2 separate regions of the Homo sapiens genome follow, and region 1 is linked to region 2. Evidence: chromatin loops called from intact Hi-C (ENCODE). Cell type or tissue: mammary epithelial cell. All regions are shown on one strand. Each heading gives the region's core, and the rest is flanking DNA. Links, peaks and the distances in the headings are about the cores only. Region 1 has its middle 17 kb from the start of MPC1-DT. Region 2 has its middle 62 kb from the start of TBXT.

The links. Hi-C counts contacts between places; a loop is a spot of excess contacts. Peaks named below come from ENCODE experiments on the same cell type or tissue, not always from the same donor. Only the 100,000 strongest peaks of a DNase experiment are listed, where the experiment ranks them.
Region 1: a loop joins it to region 2, with 11 times the contacts of the local background. A loop is called at or near these places in 2 of 110 quality-filtered maps.

The regions. Positions count from the first base shown.
Region 1 is chr6:166,394,263-166,405,934 of GRCh38, reverse strand. No RefSeq gene overlaps it. Among named protein-coding and RNA genes, the nearest start is that of MPC1-DT, 17 kb to the right of the region's middle. RefSeq lists an enhancer at 5,694-6,198. In mammary epithelial cell, for the core only: a CTCF peak has its summit at 4,937 (motif pointing right); no DNase peak of the experiment used is centred there.
Region 2 is chr6:166,101,484-166,109,483 of GRCh38, reverse strand. No RefSeq gene overlaps it. Among named protein-coding and RNA genes, the nearest start is that of TBXT, 62 kb to the left of the region's middle. In mammary epithelial cell, for the core only: a CTCF peak has its summit at 3,211 (motif pointing right); no DNase peak of the experiment used is centred there.

The sequences.
Region 1 (11,672 bases), core at 1,663-9,662, 290 kb before region 2:
AGAGAAGAGAGCCTCGAAAACCCCTGCCTCTCTCCCCATCACCACCTCAGCTTGACCTTCCTGCGGTGTCCAGCGATCTCCTCTTCAATCAGCCCCGTGCTTTCTACCTCATTACTTTTCGACCTTATTACCTTTCTACCTCATTACCTACAAGTGTGATGAGAAAAGTCCAACCTTGAAAACAGCGGGCTCTGAGAGTGCCAAGCTGGAACACCACACACTCTGCCTCCACCCTGTCACTCACCACCACCAGCCCCAGGTCTCACCCGTGTCAGTCCACTAAGCCCCTCCCCTTCACCACTCTGCAGGGAGGGCCAGGCACACTGAGCACTCCCGGACCAGGCCCAGGGGCCCTCCTGAGCCTGACAACCTCCTTGTGTCAATTGTAGGAGGTTTATGGAGCCCACACTTGCCACTGTCATTACCAGTTTGTCACCAGCAAGGACCATCGGGGGAGTAGCTGGCTCAGGCCACATCAGCTCGGCGTGATCTGCTGCTCAGATCTCTAGGGAAGCCAGCTCAGGGGGTGAGGGTGGGAGGGCGGAAGGCTGGATCTTCACAATAAGGGGCCAGGGCAGGGCCAAGCACCATTTATGGGCACTGCCACTGCCAAGATGCTGGGGTTGCGGATTTCAGGTTTCAGCTGTGGCACAAATGGACAGTGTGTGAGCCTTGTTCACTGACCCTGCTGCCTTTACCTCTGCTACTCCCAGGGCCCAAAAGCACCGGTGTCAAAGACAAGCCAGGGGTCCCTGGTGACCCTTGTGGGGCCTTTAAGGTGAGGAGCTGGAGGTGCAGAGGAGAGTGTAAAAGACTAAAAGGGTGGAGCGTGTACCCCCAGCACGTGTCCGTACAACAGACTGATTGTGCAGATCTCTGCTTCTGAGTTTAGCCTTAGAATGATCTGGTGTTAATTCTCACCGCAACCTCCACCTCTCGGGTTCAAGTGATTCTCCTGCCTCAGTCTCCCAAGTAGCTGGGATTATAGGTGCCTGCCACCATGTCTGGCTGATTTTTGTGTTTTAGTAGAGATGGGGTTTCACCATGTTGTCCAGGCTGGTCTCGAACTCCTGACCTCAGGTGATCCACCCGCCTCGGCCTCCCAAAGTGCTGGGATTACAGGCATGAGCCACTGTGCCCGGCCTAATTCTAGATTTATCTGGACTCTTAAGTCATGTTTCATTTATACTTTTTCCACTTAATTTTATGAATATGAAGCTTCATAAAATAATGCAAAAATTAATGCAAGCCAGACATTAATTTATACAATATCACCACGAGCCCAACAGTCTCACACATTCTACTGCATTTGGCACCCATCTGACATTGAGTTTTCTTCAGCTTCCTCTTTCAGCATGACAGTAATTAAATTATCTATTTTGTACCAAGTATTTATAAAGCTGGAAACTAGATATGCACCTGAAACTATAATTCATTTTGTAAGTATTGGAATTAACTCCAGTTCTGCACCTGAAACTATAATTCATTTTGTAGTATTGGAATTAACTCCAGATCTGCACTTGACTTCAGCACTGACTCAGTTTCTTTGTCCAGTCTCTCCTAAGAACAGAATGCCCCTCAGTATCCGCTGTAAGAAGCACAGTGACTGAGTTAACTACTCGTGCCCTTGTGGGCCATCTACTGATTCATGGTAGGTGCGGCCCTAGTCACAGAAAGGAGCGTTTTAGCAAGGCTCCTGCGTGATTCTGATAGGATTGCCCAAACACAGCACCTGCCCAGTGAAACGCCATCTGCTACGGACTGAATGTTTGTGCCCACCACCAAGTTTGTACGTTGAAATCCTCACCCCCAAAGGAATGGTATTAAGGGGTGGGGCCTTCGAGGAGTGATTAGATCATGAGGATGGCATCTTCATGAATGGGATTAGTGACCCGATAGGAGAGAAAGAGACTGAAGCTCATTCTACTCTCTACCATGTGAAGATACTGCTAGCAGTCAGCAGTGTGAAACCAGGAAGAGGGCCATCACCAAGACCCAAACATGAGGGTGTCTTGATCTCGGACTTCCAGTCTCCAGAACTGTGAGAAATCAGTGTTCTCCTAGATGCCTCCAGGGAACATGGGCAAGAGTCTGACCCACTGGCCGGGTGCCCCATCGCCTGCCAGCCCCCTTCCCATCATATCAACGGGTGTGTCACTGCTTTTCAATCCAGCTCCACACCCAGTAATCTGTCCTCAATTCTCCACATTTCCCTGAAGATGTGTTGCTTTCTCATATCAATTTCTATATTAGTTACGGTTCCTTGGTTACAAGCAATAGAAAGTAACTATCCTAATCAAACAAACGAAATGTATTACAAAGTAAAGTAGTTAAGATTAAGTTTCAGGGGTGAAGAAAGATTGGTTAATAGGCACAAACATGCAGTTAGGTAGAAGGAATAAGTTCTAATGTTCAATAGCAGAATACAGTGACTATAGTTATCAACAGTGTATTGTATGTTTCAAAATAGCTAGAAGACTTGAGACGTTCCCAACATATAGAAATAATAAATACTGCAGGTGATGGATACCCTAAATCCTCTGACTTGGTCATAACACATTCTGTGCATGCAACAAAACACCACACCTACCCCATAAGTGTGTATGAATATGTATCAGTAAAAACATGGAAACAACCCAGATATCCACCAGTGGATTCATGGAGAAACAAAATGTGCTATCCATGCAATGGAATATTATTCAGCCACAAAAATAAACGGAGTGCTGATAAATGCTCCAACATAGGTGAGCCTTGAAACACTACACAGTGAAGGAAGCCAGACACAAAGGCCACATGTGGTGTGATTCATTTACATAAAATGTCCAGGACAGCAAATCCACAGAGACAGAAAGCAGATTGGTGGTTGCCAAGGAGAACATTAGTGGAGAGGGAATAGATAGTGACTGATAATGGGTGTAAAGTGTTTTTTTTGGTGGGGGTGCCAAAAATGTTCAAAAATTAGAATGTGATGATGGTCACACACCCTGTAAACATACTGAAGGTGGTACATTTCAAATGGGTAAATTGTATGGTATGTGAATTATATCTCCATAAAACGATTAACCATTCCCTGAAAAAAGATTAGGTTTCACTGTGAGCAGCAGGAAGCCCAAAGTGACAGCAGCCTTCTGAGGTCTAAGTTTGTAGATCTCTCAGGCGAGCCTCAGGGCAGGCTGGATGGCAGCCCAGCTCCTCTGAGCCCTCCCGGTCCCAAAGGACCTCTAACTCACAGGCCTCATCTTCATGCTTCCAGATGCCAGCATCTGCATTCCGGAAAGCCTGCTGGATGAGGCGACAAAGGAAGGTGAAAGAAAGGGTGTGGAGCAGCTAACTCTAAGAATGGTTCCTGAGAGAGAGAGAGAGAGAGAGAGAGAGAGAGAGAGAGAGAGAGAGAGAGGGAGGGGGAGGGGGAGGGGGAGGGGGAGGGGGAGGGGGAGGGGGAGGGGGAGGGGGAGAGGGAGAGGGAGAGGGAGAGGGAGAGGGAGAGAGAGTCATCTCATGGGGCCACCTTTGTATATGCAGTCAGTCACTGACCGAAACATTGTGTCGTGCATGACTGTATATATCTATATCTATACAGATAGACAGATAGATAGATAGATAGATAGATGCATATACAATGGTGGTCCTATAGGATGACAATACCATATCATATTTTTACTGTACCTTTTCTATGTTTAGATATGTCTAGATACACAAATGCTTATCATTGTGTTACAGTTGCCTACAGTATTCAGCACAGTACCATGCTGCTTAGGTTTGTAGCCTGGGAGCAATAGGCTACACCATAGAGCCTAAGTACACAATGGGCTATACCATCTAGGTTTGTGTAAATGCACTCTCTAATGTCGACACAGTGATGAAATTACCAGAACGTGTTTCCATCATTCAGTGATGCATGAAAGAGAGAGAGTGTGTGTGTGTAGCTAACGCAGTTAGACTGTGTTTAGCTTGCAGAAAGTGAGGCAATTTGGCTGTTATCTGGGCCTGATATTTTCACACCAAATCATACATGCCAGCAGATACATGGCAAGGTCCCGGGCAGCTTGGTCATTTTAAAGGACCTCAGAATTTCTTCCACCGTAACTCCATTTACTCTCAACAGCCTCCCACTCAGATACCTGGTGCTAAGTACTGTCATCAGGTTTCAGTGCCGTTTTGGTCAGAGATGTCCAACAGACAAATCCTGCGTAATCCTTTCCATTTCAGCTCAGACATTATTACCTCCATACAATCCGGACTGCCCTTTATACAGCCTCATACCGGATCGAGGAAGAGACTGAAGTGAAATTGTTCTTGTGTGCGCCTCTCTCCCCCTAGCCTGGAGCACCCCTGAGAGTTGCAATCCTTTTCTTCTTTCTATGCCTGGCCCGGTGCTGGGCACAAATCATTATTTGTAAATGAGTGAATAGGTGGGGACTGGGCTGGAATTTACGAGTTCCCTGTTCAGCGTCCACTACGCATGTGGCCATTCAAAATTCTACATGGGGCCTCGGGTGGCTGGGGTGGCCTTGTTGAACGTGGCCTGTTAACTATATAAATTCACCTCTTTATTTTTTTTTTTTAATTGAGACGGAGTCTCGTTCTGTCGCCCAGCCTGGAGTGCAGCGGCACAATCTCAGCTCACTGCGACCTCCTCCTCCCGGGTTCAAGTGATTCTCCTGCCTCAGCCTCCTGAGTAGCTGGGATTACAGGCGCGTGCCACCACACCTGGCTAATTTTTGTATTGTTTAGTAGAGATGGGATTTCACCATGTTGGCCAGGCTGGTCTTGAACTCCTGACCTCAGGTGATCCGCCCTCCTTGGCCTCCCAAAGTGCTGGGATTACAGGCGTGAACCACCACCCCGGCATAAATTCATCTCTTTTCCTTCTGGAAACTTCACTACGTTGCGGGACAAGTAAGTTCTGTGTGTTTGCAATTGTTACAAAATGCCAGCAGAGGGCAGTGCTTGTACAGCTAGACCTGCAGGCCATGCAGAACGCGCTCAGCCCTGCAGCTCTGGGAGCCCTCTCAGGACCCGTGCACTGCGATGGCCAGAGCCCCCATGGGTCACCGGTCAGACAGGGTCCTGCCACTGGCTCCTCATACAGCCCAGGGCAAGCGATTGCCAACCTGAAGTTCACAACAGGACCAGGAGTCCGTGGGCTCCATCAGTATTAAGAAAAGCTGATGAAGGCCAGGCGCTGTAGCTCACATCTGTAATCCCAGCACTTTGGGAGGCCAAGGCAGGCAGGTCACTTGAGGTCAGGAGTTCGAGACCAGCCTGGCTACCATGCTGAAACCCTATCTCTAATAAAAATACAAAAAAAGCCGGGCATAGTGGTGGGTGCCTGTAATCCCAGCTACGCGGGAGGCTGAGGCAGGAGAATCACCTGAACCCGGGAGGCAGAGGTTACAGTGAGCTGAGATCACACCACTGCACTCCAGCCTGGGTGACAGAGCCAGACTCTGTCTTCAAAATAAAAAAGAAAGAAAGGAAGAAAAGTTGATGAGAATCATAAGTTCACACACCGTAAACCTGCAGAGGTGAAAAGTCATGTCTATTTGAGTTTTGTTTGGTTTTATATTAACCCAGTATACTAACACTGGATGTCTCACATGAAGGAGAAATTTAAATGTCTCCTTTAAACTGTCCTCTTTAGAGGGGACAAACATGTTACATAATAAATACTTCCTTATAAGACAAAGTCTTTATATAACAGGTCTGTTAGGAAAAAACTTAACTTTACAAAGGATCTTCAAGGGTGAAAGTGGTTGTGAATCAGTGACTCGGGTAATAAGAAGAGAGTCTTAGGCAATGTGTCTGAAATGAAGCCCAGCAGCTGTATTTCACAGCATCACGTAAGACTCTGTCGATCCACTCTTATTTTTTTTTTTTTTTTTTTTTGAGACGGAGTCTCCCTGTCACCCAGGCTGGAGTGCAGTGGCGCAATCTCGGCTCACTGCAAGCTCCGCCTCCTGGGTTCACGCCATTCTCCTGCCTCAGCCTCCCGAGTAGCTGGGACTACAGGCGCCTGCCACCACGCCCGGCTAATTTTTTGTATTTTTAGTAGAGATGGGGTTTCACCGTGTTAGCCAGGATGGTCTCGATCTCCCGACCTCGTGATCTGCCCGCCTCGGCCTCTCACAGGGATTACAGGCGTGAGCCGCGTGCCCGGCCTGAAGAAGCACTATTTAATACCACCTGCAGCGCAAAGGTGACTGAAAACAAGAAAGTGCTGTCTCTAGCTGGGGCTTCCTCGAGCTTCTGCCCGCTGTGCGCTGCACGTTGCCACCTGGATGTGAGACAGCACTTCACACCGGCCCTTCCAATCCTGCGTCCACATCTTCACCCAACCTCCGCCTGGACATGCTACTGCTCCTTCATTCCCTAACTCCGCTGAGACATTCCCATACATGCCATTTGCAAGTGATAAATCCCAAGATCCTGGGGTCCGAAGCTTCCGTCTTACCCCCCAGCACACCGTCAGCGGTCAGATCCTAACAGGTGTTCCCCTGCAGAGTTCTTGACTGTGCGCTTTTTCCCCATTCCCATCACCTCCAGCTTGTCTCTGCAATCGACACGTCTCATCCAGGCAATTGTAGTAACCTCTTGGCTGGCATCTTGCCACCACGTTGCCTCTCTCAATCTCTTCACATAGCAGCTTAAAATTCTGTCAGAAAATAATTGTGCCCGTATCACCTGACTATGTTAAACAACAACAACAACTTCAGCAGCTCTTGTTCTTCAAGAGAAAAATCGAAAACTCTGGGCTCTTTGGTCCAGCATACAAAGCCCCTGTGACCTTGGCCACATCAGCTCTCTTTGGTGAATCTCTAGGCACACCCACCTTAAAGGTATGCTCTCACGCTGTGCTGTCTGACTTGCTAGCCACTAGCCATATTTGGTATTTAAACTACTTACAATTTAAATTACTTGAAATTCAATAGAATTTAAATTTTAATTGTGTGGCCACACTCTCCACATTTCAAATGCTCGATAAGCAGGCTGCTGGTACATGAAAGTCCACAAGCAGGAGCTTCTGGACATTGGCAGCTAGACCTGCTTCAGCCACCCTGGTCACAGCGATCATCCTGCTCCCTGGCTTGCAGAGGTGGCTCGATGTGGCTACCACCTCCCTGCAAGTCTCACATGGATAGCTGCTCAGGAAAGCTCAAGTCACAGGGGAAATTAATGCTTCAAGGAAGTTTGAGATTCCAGCTTTCAAATAGCTTGAGTACAAAAAACCCATCTGTCCTATCCACCACACTCCAGCCTGCAGCCGCTCAAAGTCTCCACACAACTTTCTTCCTATTGTTCACCTCCAAAGTAACAGTGATGGCAGCCATGACATCCCCACCCAAATAACACAGCTGCTCTTCACAAACAATGAAAACATGCACATCGTCTCCCAAAGACAAAACCCAAGTCTCACCAGTCTCTCTTTACAGCCCTGGACAATCTTTCTCTTCCAGTCCAGTTCAGACTGAACACCTATAAACCATGAGCAACGCAGGAAGTTGGCCACCATCAGCACAATCTATATAAGGTAACAGGGAAATGGGGGTGGTGGAAGAAATCAGTTCCTCTAAGGCCCAGGATGAAAATGTGAATAGCTACTGTCATGGGTTGAATCAAGGTTTCACCCCTCCAAAAAAAATTATCCTGTTGAAGTCCTAACCCCAGTACCTAAAAATGTGACCGTCTTTGGAGACAGGGCCTTTACTAAGGTAATCAAGTGATGATGAGGTCATTGGGGTGGGGGGACCTAATCCAGCATGACTGGTGTTCTTATGGAAAGGGACATCTGGACACAGAGAGGGACATACACACAGGGAGGACGATGTGAAGAGACACAGGGAAAAGGTGGCCCTCTATAAGCCAAGGAGACAGGCCTCAGGAGAAATGTGCCCTGCCAGCACCTTGATCTTGGCCTTCCAGCCTCCAGGGCTGTGAGAGCAGCCTGCTGTTTAAGCTGCCCACCTGTGGGACTTTGTGATGGCAGCTGCAGGAAGCCAACACAGCTGGCACAGCCCTCAGCCCCTGTGCAGGTCCCTGTACCCGTGATGTTCCCAGCTGCCCCTCTCACACCGTCCTCGAACCTGGCCCCAGAGCTGCTTGGGAATCTTTGTCTGTATTTCCCTGTGGTCCCAGAAGGTGGAGGGCCCCTGCCCTTGGGTTGCTGCTGTCTTCTGTTAATGTTTCCCCACTGGGCTGGTGGTGCGGGGGTGCTTCCTCCCTGCCGCATGGAGGAACAGTGCCCTGACATCCCCCTTGCCAGTCAGGAGAGGCCGCCCCATGGTGTGGCCCCTGCCTGTGATGGCACAGTCTTGAGAGCCAGGGTGGCGGAACAGCATTGGTGTCCCTAGGGGAAGCATTCCCCCAGCAGGGCCCCGGAGCACAGAGAAAGGAAATAGTTTCTTGGCAAGTTGTTGGGTATCAATGTGAGTAATTCCACTATCACGTACAGTCCTTCAATCTCCACTTGTAGAGTCTGCAAGGGGAGAAAAGGCACCAGATAGTACAGTGGCTCAGAGCATGCACTGCTCAACCAGGATGCACCCCAGTCCCACCAGGGCTGTGAGGACCCCTCAGTAGGCCGCATCTCATTCTAAAGAGGCACAGTTCCTGAACATGGTGAGACCCATGAATCCTGGAAGTATCAGCCCATTCATTCCCTTGCTCCAGGTTTGGGCAGTTGGGACGAAGTAGCACATAAGGGGTGGCTTAAACAGCACACATGGACTCCTTGCCATCCTGGAGGCTGGAAGTCCAAGCTCATGGTGCCAGCAAATGTAGGTCCTGGTGAGGGACATCTTCCTGGCTTGAAGAGCCACCTTCTCACTGTGTCCTCCTATGGCAGAGAGAGATGGCTGTAGGAAGAGGTTTCTCTTCCTTTTCTACAAGGGCACTAGTCCCATCATGGGGCCCCACCCATATGATCTCATCTAAACCTAACCCTCCCCAAAAAGGCCCCACCTCCAGACACCATCACGCAGGGGGCCAGGTCTTCAGCACATGAATTTTGGGAGGACCCAGATACTCAGCACATAACACGTTGCTGTGAGGTTCCTGGTCAGAAACAATACTGTGTGATTACCATGTGGAGAAGCACCGAGTTAACCCACAGGTGTTACTGGAGCAGAAGCAGCATGTGGTCCACATACTGGGGTCCACACATGTACAGAGCTCTCTCCAGACCAGACCAGGCCTGGGGGACCCTCCTACTCATCCAGTCAGCGAGGGCCCCTTCCTTGCTGAGGCCACAGGGAAAGTGCAGTGGGAGGTTCTCCAGGGGCCTGGGCACCTGCTTACACAGCACACACCTGTGCTTGCCCCTCACCCCCACCCCCGCCCCCACCCCCGCCCCCAGCCACTGGATATCACCTATCCACTTCCGCCTCCTGAGGGACACCTGCTGGATATCACCTATCCACTTCCGCCTCCTGAGGGACCCCTGCTGGATATCACCTATCCACTTCCGCCTCCTGAGGGACCCCTGCTGGATATCACCTATCCACTTCCGCCTCCTGAGGGACCCCTGCTGGATATCACCTATCCACTTCTGCCTCCTGAGGGACCCCTGCTGGATATCACCTATCCACTTCTGCCTCCTGAGGGACCCCTGCTGGATATCACCTATCCACTTCCGCCTCCTGAGGGACCCCTGCTGGATATCACCTATCCACTTCTGCCTCCTGAGGGACCCCTGCTGGGTACATCAGCTCGTTGGCTGGGCGAGTCCGAGAGCAGCATTTTGTGAAGGGCAGGCAGGACACTGGGGTCCCCGGACCAGGCATTTAGTCTTCCAGGGCCCAGGAGAAATACATTTCTCAAAAAGAAAACAGCTGTTTGCCTAAAGGGCATGATTTTCCAAAATCTCAGAGGCTGACCATGTGGTTCCCATATTGGAGCTGGTCGTGGATGCTGGTGCCTCCACCATGCAGACGCTTCAAGCTTCCTTGTCCTTGCAGGTGACAGAGTTGCTCCAAGCTCAAGTTTTAGCCGAACCCTCATACTAGCCTCCCTCCCTGAGGCTACTAGGACATGCGGGGCCCTTTGTTCTGCTGCCTCCTCTGCCTGGAGCACCTTTCCCATGCCTCTGCCTCTGCTCCTGATTTAGATGTCACCTCCTCAGAGAGGTGCCCTGATTATCCTGTCCACAAGAGCGACCTCACCCACCATCAAAGGTCGGCTCCCTCCCAGCTCTCTGCCACTGGCCCTTCTGTCATTAGCATAATTTTGGATGCAGTAATTCTCTCTCTCTCCCTCCCTTTCTTCCCCCACCCACCTCCCTCTCTTTTAGCCTATTTCTCCAGTTGGAATGTGAGCACTGCAGATGGCTTATCTGTTTGTGTTTTCTTGAACTCCAGATACACTCAGGCAACGGGCAGGCCCTTGGCAGGGCTGTGGGCTGGATGAAAGGCGGCGCGATTGGCCATGAGTGAGAAAACACAGACACGCGTGTGAGCCACATGAAAGGTCTGAGCTGAGCTGGACTTCTTAGGAAAAACTTCCTCCTCCTCTTGCTCCCACCTCTCCCACCTCAAAAAACCACTGGAAAACTTGAATTTCCACACACAGGACTGGCAGGGCATGAAAGTAGAAAAATGTATACACTTCGGCAGTCACAGGTTAAAACTGTGGATCCAGCTGGGCGTGGGGGCTCATGCCTGTAATCCCAGCACTTTGGGAGGCTGAGGTGGGCAGATCACGAGGTCTGGAGTTCGAGACCAGCCTGGCCAACATAGTGAAACCCCGTGTCTACTAAAAAGACAAAAAAAAAAATTAGCCAGGCATGGTGGCGGGCACCTGTAATCTCAGCTACTCAGGAGGCTGAGGCAGGAGAATCGCTTGAACCGGGAGGCGGAGGTTGCAGTGAGCCAAGATCACACCATTGCATTCCAGCCCGGGTGACAGTGCGAGACTCCGTCTAGAAAAAAAAAAAATTGTGGCTCCAGCCATTATGAACTGTGTGGGGACAAATCAGCATCTTAGGAGCTTGATGACTTGAAACGTGACATGCAGTGAAGGCAAACTTCTTCCTCCTCCTGAGAGATGTCAGGGCTAGGGAGCTGTGAAACGAATGGAACAGAGCCAGTGCCCAGCCAGCCCCAGTTCCCTCTCTCCTTCTGGGGACTTGTTGACAGTATCTCGTTACTATTGCAGGCAATGTCCCCTTCTGCTGAATGATCCAAGGACACCAAACTTTGCCTGATCGACAGGGGAGGCTGCTAAGCTGCACCTGCTCCCTGTAAGAGTGGAGTCAGGCCAAGGCATAGAGGCACACAAATACTAGCTTTCAGACTTGCTAGGACTACGTCCAGTCTCATCACAGCTGTCCACGTGGAAGTCTCTTTGAGGTCAAGCAAACAAATTCAACACAGTCAAACTTTAAACCATTCTGTGGGTGAAAGGTTTCTGAAGAATAGACAGATCTTATTCTGCAGTTTAATGTTTCTGGCTAATCTATGTAATTGTGTTATATAGCGCATTCACCTCAACTATGCCACACTTCAGCAGGCTACTCACTCCCTCTCTCATATCACATTTAGAAATGGGTCCAGAGAGGCCTGGACAACACCCTGAGAATGCAAAGTTTTCCACTCAAGTTCCAACCACTGGGATGGGCGATAGCCCTCTGCTAGGGCTGGTCTAGGTGCTCCCTCCCTGGGTATCAGCTGAATTCT
Region 2 (8,000 bases), core at 1-8,000:
TGGAATAATCAGAATGATAGTGGTGACCACAGGAAAAAACAGAAATTATTAAAAAGAGCCAAAATAAAAACTTAGACCTGAAAAACAAATAAACCAAAGTTAAAAATACACTGGATGAGTTCAATAGCAGAATGGAGAAAACAGAATAAAGTGTCAGATAATCTAAAGGTAAATCAATAAAAATAATCCAATCTGAAGGACAAAGAGAAACATTATTGAAAAAAATGACAAAATGCAGGAAACAATAAGCAGATATCAAAAGGTCTAAAATATGTGTCACTGAAGTTCCCGAGGATCAGAAAAAGAGATTGGTGCAGAAAAAACATTTGAAGAAATAATGGCTAAAAGTGTTCCCAATTTGGTGAAAGATATACTCAAAGAAACCAATTATAATCAAATTGTTGAAATCCAAATATAAAGAAAAATTCTTTAAAGCAGCTAGAGAAAAATGGCACGTCCAGGGAGATAATAATTTGAATGATTAGATGTCACATTAGGAACTGTGAAGACCAGAAGATGTTAAAACAACATATTTACTGAAAAAAAAGAACTGTCAATCCAGAATTCTATATTGAGCAAAAATATCCTTCAGGGACAAGCATGGTGGCTTATGCTTTGGGCAATGTTTTCTTAGATATGGCACCAAAAGCACAAGTAACAACAGCAAAATAAATAAATAAATTGTACTTCATTAAAATTTAAAACATTAGGCATCCAAAGACATCATCAAAAACACGGAAAGATAACCTATAAAACGGGAGAAACATTTGCAAATCATTTACTGCATAAGAGATTTGCAACTAGAATATATGAAGAACTCTAACAACTCAACAATAAAAGGTAGCCCATTTTTTTAAGTGGCCAAAGGATTTTAACAGCACTTTGGGAGGCTGAGGCAGGTGGATCACTTGAGGCTAGGAGTTCGAGACCAGCCTGGCCACCATGGCAAAACCCCGTCTCTACTAAAAATACAAAAATGAGCCAGGTGTGTTGGTGCACACTTCTAATCCCAGCTACTTGGGAGGCTGAGGCATGAGAATCACTTGAACCTGGGAGGCAGAGGTTGCAGTGAGCCGAGATTGTGCCACTGCACTCCAGCCTGGGCAACAGAGTGAGACTCTTTCTCATTCTCTCTCTCTCTTTAAGGAATTCAGGAATAAAGCAATGTCAAGATATTCTCAGATGAAAGAAAATAAGAAAACATCACCTGCAGACCCACTCTACGAGAAATGCAAAATGAAGTTCTTCATGCTGCAGAAAAATGACACTTGAGAGAAACTTGGCTTTTCAGTAATAAAGGGAAGTCAACGATAAATAGCTAGGATAATATTTTTTTCCTCTGAACTTCTCTCAAATACTTATGACTATTAAAATCAAAAATTATAATACTGCCTGGTGGGGTTTTCAATGTGTGTAGACATAATCTATGACATCTATAGCATACAGGTCAATGCGGGTGGTAGTGGTAGAGGGTCCAATATGTCTGCAAGTTTTCTTTGTTTTACTTAAAGTGAGACAAGTTAACTCTAAGTCAAATGTGAAAAATTAGTTATGCATATTTTAACCTATAGAGCAAACCCTAAACCATGTATAGGATGTAGCTGAAAAGTCCATAGATGAATTAAAATGAAATACTAAAAAAATTAAATTATCCAAAAGGAAGGAGGAAACGGGGATCCAGTAAACCAAAGTGGAGGGAACAAATGGAAAATAAGTAATAAAATGGAAGTCCTAAACCAACCATATTCGTACTTACAGTAAATGTTAATAGTCTAAACATGCTAATCAAAAGCCAGCGATTGTTGGCATGGATAAAAAATAATAGCATACTATATGCTGACTACAAGAGACATGCTTTAGGCCGGGCACAGTGGCTCACACCTGTAATCCCAGCACTTCGGGAGGCCGAGGCTGGTGGATCAACTGAGGTCAGGAGTTCAAGACCAGCCTGACCAAAATGGTAAAACCCCATCTCTACTAAAAATACAAAAATTAGCTCCGCGTGGTGGCAGGTGCCTGTAATTCCAGCTACTTGGGAGGCTGAAACAGGAGAATGAGAATCACTTGAACCCCGGAGGCAGAGGTTGCAGTGAGCGCTGGGCAACAGGTAAGACTCTGTCTCAAAAAAAAAAAAAAAAAAAAAAAAGGAAAAGAAAAGAAAGTAAAAGACATGCTTTAAATATGAAGACAAAGGTAGGTTGAAAGAAATGGACCAGAAAAGACATACCATGAGCAAATGACATGGATAAAAGGCTGGAGTGGCAAATGTAGTATCAGAGCGTTACTAGAGACATTTCATTATCATAATCATAAAGTGACAATTCGTCAAGAAGATTTAGCAATTAACTATGTGCATGTGCTTAATACACAGCCTTAGATACATAAAGCAAAATGAAAAGAACCAGGAAATACTGACAACTTCACAATTATAACTAAGAATTTTTTAATATATCTCTTTCTGCAATTGATAGAACAAATTGACAAAAAATCAGTAAAGACAGGGACGACCTGAACAACACAACCAACCACTTTTATCTCATTGCTATTTATAGAACACTACATTCAGCAACTGCAGAATACACATTTTTTTTCCAATGCACGTAATACATTTGCTAACACAGACAAGCTGGTGGACATAAAACAAGCCTCATTAAAAGCACTGAAGTCCTGCAAAGTATATTTTCTGAACACAATGGAATTTATTTAGAAATTAGTAACAAGATATCTAGAAAAACACTTTAAATATCTGACAATTAAAGAACACACTTCTAAATAGTTCATAGGCCAAAAATGAAATCAAGGGGAAACTAGCAAATATTTTGATATGCATGACAACAAAAATCCAACATATTAAAATCTGTGGGATGCAGCTGAAGCAATGTTTAGAGAGCTTTGTCACTTTAAATGCTGATATAAGGAATGTGAACTTGGGGATTGAGATTTGGAATTAGTAGTCATTTGCAGCCAGGTGTAATGGATCAACAAATACTTCACAATGAGAAAAAGCAGAAGCCAAACGTGCACCTCGAGAAACATCAGCTCTAACGAGAGCACAAGGATAGCAAGATAGGTACAGGAGAAGCAGGTGAGTGCAGTAAGTCCTATCAGCCTCTGACTTCATCCCACCAGCAATCGAGGCAAACAGGTTATTATCCTCATGGTATAAATACAGCCATGAGCCTGTAGCTGCAATAGTCAAAAAGGCCACACGATGGCGCGACAACACCAGCAAAGCTGCTTATGCCTTTGCATTTTTAATTTCGCCGTGTGAGTGCACCCTCCTCTGTGTGTGCACAGAATGTATCAATTTATTAAACCGCTTACACGTCCAACCAATACTCACTGAGCTGCTACTACATGCCAGGTACTGGGCTACTACTGTGAACAAGACAATTGCCTTCCCAGGAGTGGGGTTGGGGTATAGAAAAAAAAAGGAAGTCAAAAGGGATAATTTCAGAGTGTGGTAAAGGGTTTGAGAAAAACAGATGGAGAAGCAGAGAACTGGACCAAGGTATGGCACAACCACGTGGTCAGGACGACAAGAAGTGACTGCCCCTCACATCTTACTCATAACTGCAGTGGGACAAACTCCACGCCCACGTGGAGCACCTAGGTTCAAACTCACATTTACTGTTTCTGGTCAGCTTTCTGCACACTTCAGTAAACAACTTATTTTGCCTATCTGTGATTCTGACATTGTTTCTTATGTATGAATCCAATCTATCTATATATCTATCTACCTATCTATATATCCATCCCCCCATCGACCCATCCATCCATCCATCCATCCATATCCATCCACCCATCCATGTATCCATATCCATCCATCCATGCATCTATCCATCCATCCATCCATCCATATCTATCCATCCAGCCAGCCAGCCTTCCAGTCAGCCACCTAAGCAGTCAGTCAGCCAGCCAGCGGCCATCAGTTTGTCATCATCGATCTATTCTATGTCAGGTAGAACACTACTTTTCCGCATTAGCTACCCAATAACTTAGCTCCTGGGACCTCATTCTAGCTGAGGACCTACCTCCACCTGTGTCTGCTCCAGAACTGGAGTGGTGAGCACTCTGCTCTATTGTGTGCAGATTCTTCGAGGCAAGCAAAATTCAGAGTTTACCGATGGGTAAATTGGAATGGGTGCAGTGACAGGAGAATGGAGAAAAAGAAAGCATATTTAATGAATTGCAGGTGAAGAAACTGGGCTGTTATCTGGAGAGAGGAAACCTCAGGGTTGTAGGGGGAGATCAGGGAGAGGTGAGAGCCTTCAGAGTCTGGGGTGATGGTGCAGGGGCCAGGGAGGATCTCACAGGGCAGAGCAAAAGGAGCCATGGGAAGGCAGTGTGGATGGAATGAATAGGCGCTCCCCGACATCGGGCCACATAAAGGTGCGCTGAAGGGCACATGGGGCAGGGAGAGCCCACCGCCAGCACTGCAGGGCCTAGGGTGGCACCAGCCAGAGACACTGGCGGCAGTGGAGGAGACAGTGGATCGCTATTGAACCAGATAACTTTTTAGATTTCTTATGATTCTGAAATTCTCTGATTTCTTAAAAGAAATTGAGCCAGTCTGGAGAGAGTAGGAAGAAGAGTCAAGAAAAGACACCAAACAAGTTGGCAAAGTTGGAGTGAGGCAAGAAAGTACAAAATGGAGTCACGAAGCCCAGGGCAGCAGGCTTGTGGGGTGCTTAGAGGTTCTTGGTGATGTCAAGGTTGACAAACAGAAGACAGAGCAATGCCTCAGCTATAGCAATGGTCACCGGACCTCTGGGTTTCCACACAAAGGAGGGTTAGAGCCAGACTGCGAGGGCTGAAGAGAGAGAGGATGGTGCAGGGGGTAGACAGGGGCCTGCTCTTCGTTAACTTGTGCATGCGGCAAAGGAACAAGATAGACCTGGATGATGAGCTGGCAGGAAGGTGCAAAGGTGTGTTTATCTGCATATTTGTTTGTTTGTTGTTTAAGTATTTTGCAAGCAATGTACTTAGCAGAGTAGATTGTCAGGGAGATGTGTTTATCTGCATATTTGTTTGTTGTTTAAGTATTTTGCAAGCAATGTACTTAGCAGAGTAGATCGTCAGGGAGATGTAAGTGACCACTGGAGATGCAAGCAACGTGGAAACATTCAATCTCTCAAGAAGAAGCCTGGGGATAGCATGGGGTATTATGTCAACATCAGATCTTGGCAAAGCAAAGGTCTGTCTGGGATGTTACCATGGCAAGATCGAGGGAAAAGGCAGCTGAGAAGCGAGTGAAGAAGGGACTTGGAATGTAAAACAGAGCTGAGCCTGCATTTCAGCCCTGGCTCAACTTCTTCCAATTGTGGGATCTTGGACAAGTCACATAAGGAAAGGAATCTATGTTTCTTGTTTGTCAGATAATCAAATGATTGCTGCTATTTATTGTTTATTAAGTCTCAGCCCTACACGAAGTAAGTGCTTTTTATGTATCAGCTCAAGAATTCTTCTATTAACAACTCTATGGAGCTGGTGAAAGGATTTCCCAAGGTCACAAAGCTGATGGATGCCTGTTCCTCTAACAACTAGGATTCAGGGCCTCCTTAGTTATTTGCCTTTCACAGTTGTTGCAAAAATTAAGAAATAACAAATATTCAAAGTTGTCATTCTTATAGTGGGATCATGGCCTTCCATAATCTGACAAATATGCCTCTATTAATGTAGCCCAACATTTTCAGTAATTATGCTTTCTAGTAAACAACTGTTACACTTCAAGGGCATTTGGTTGATTTTAAAAAATCTATGCAACAAGTTTCTTGTAAATCACTTAAAAAAAAAGGAAATGGAATTATTCATTATTAATGTGTGTGATGCCCTCTCATATTTTAAGCAGACTCTGAATAAAGTGCCCTTAGTGGAAAAGAGAATTTTACTACTGCTAACCTGAAATCTTACCTCAGCCTCCACCATTTTTTAAAAAATTTGTTTTGTTTTCTTTCAGTCTTCTGACAATGCAATATCTTTCTTCTAAGGTTATTCCCTGAGCCTTCATCTCTGTGTTTGAGAACTGACAACATTTAAACTCTGCCTCCTTTTCTTCCTCTTGGTACTCAAAGCTGGGATCAATATATCTCTCTCATTGACCCATGTTTTTAGAAGCCTTGTGATCCTGAGCAGTGCACACATTATCTCAAATACTGCAAGACCTTGAAGTTGGACCATTTCTGGGTGATATAGTTTGGATGTCCCCTCCAAATCTCATGTTGAGATGTAATCCTCAGTATTGGAGGTAGGTCCTGGTGGCAGATGTTTGGGTCATGGGAGTGGATTCCTCATGAATGGCTTGGTACTATCCTCCCAAGTGTGAGTGAGTTCCTGTGAGATCTGATTGTTTAGAAGCATATGGTACCTCCCCCTCACCCTCTCTTTTGCTCCTACTCTTGCCATGTGAGACTTGTGCTCACACTTTACCTTCCACATGATTAGAAGCTTCTTGAGGCTTCTCCAGAAGCCAAGCAGATGCAATCACCATGCCTCCTGTATAGACTACAGAACCATGAGCCAATTAAACTTTTCTCTATAAATTACCCAGCTTCAGGTACTTCTTTATAGCAATGTGAGAATGGGCGAACACAGAAAATTGGTACCAAGGAGTGAGGTGTTGCTATAAAGATACCTGAAAATGTGGAAGCAACTTTGGAATTGGTTAATAGGCAGAGGATGGAAAAGTTTGGAGGGCTCAGAAGAAGAAAGGAAGATGAGGTAAAGTTTGGAACTTCTTAGAGACTGGTTAAATGGTTGTGACCAAAATGCTGATAGTGATAATAACTTGGCTGTATCGTGTTCATGCCCCAGGGATTTATGGAAGTTTGAACTTAAAAGTGATGACTTAGGGTATCTGGAGGAAGAAATTTCTAAAGCAATAAAGTGTTAAACATGTGACTTGGCTGCCTCTAACCTGGCTGCTTCTAACAGCCTATGCTCAGATATGGGAGCAAAGAAATGACTTAAAGTTGAACGTTATATTGAAAGTGGAAGCAGTGTGTAAAAGTTTGGAAAATTTGTAGCCTGGCCACATGACAGAGAAAGAAAAAGCATTATCAGGAGAGGAATCAAAGTGGGCTATGGAGCAACCACTTGCTAGAAAGATTTGCATGACTGAAAGGGAGCAAGGTGCTGACAGCCAAGACAATGGAGAAAAGGCCTCAAAGACATTTCAGAGTTGTTCTAGACAGCCCCACCTATCACAGGTCCAGAGGTCTAGGAGGGAAGAATGGTTCTGTGGGCTAGGCCCAGGACCCCAGTACCCTACACAGCCTTGGGACACTGGTCCCCACATCCTGGCTGCTCTGGCTGCTGTTATAAAGGGCAGGAGCCATAAGCCTTTGTGTTTCTGTGTGGTGTTAAGCCTGAAGGCACACAGAATGTAAGACTGAAGAATGCTTGGCAGCCTCCCCTTAGATTTCAATGGAGGTATGGAAAAGTCTGGGTTCCTGGCAGAAGTCTGCTGCAGGGGTGGAGCCCTCACAGAGAGCTTTTACTAGGGTAGTGTCAAGGGGAAATGTGTGGTTGGAGACCCCACAAAGAGTCCCCACTGGAGCACTGCCTGGTGGAGCTGTGGGAAAGAGGCTCTGTACTCCAGACCCCAGTATGGTATATCCATCAGCAGCTTGCACCCTGCACCAGGAAAAGCTGCAGGCACTCAACTCCAGCCTGTGAGAGAAGCTGTAGGGGCTATGCCCTGTAAAGATACAGGGATGGAGCTACTCAAAGCGTTGGGAGACCATCCCTTGCACCTGTGTGCCCTGGATGTGGGACATGGAGTCGAATGAGATTATTTTGGAGCTTTAAGATTTAATGACTCTCCTGCTGGCTTTTAGGCTTGTGTGAGGTCTATAGCCCTTTTCTTTCAGCCAATTTCTACCTTTTGGAACAGGAATATATACCCAATTCTAGTACTCCCATTGTATCTCAGAAGTAAATAACTTCTTGTGATTTTACAGACTCACAGGTGGAAGGAACTCATCTGGACATGGGACTTT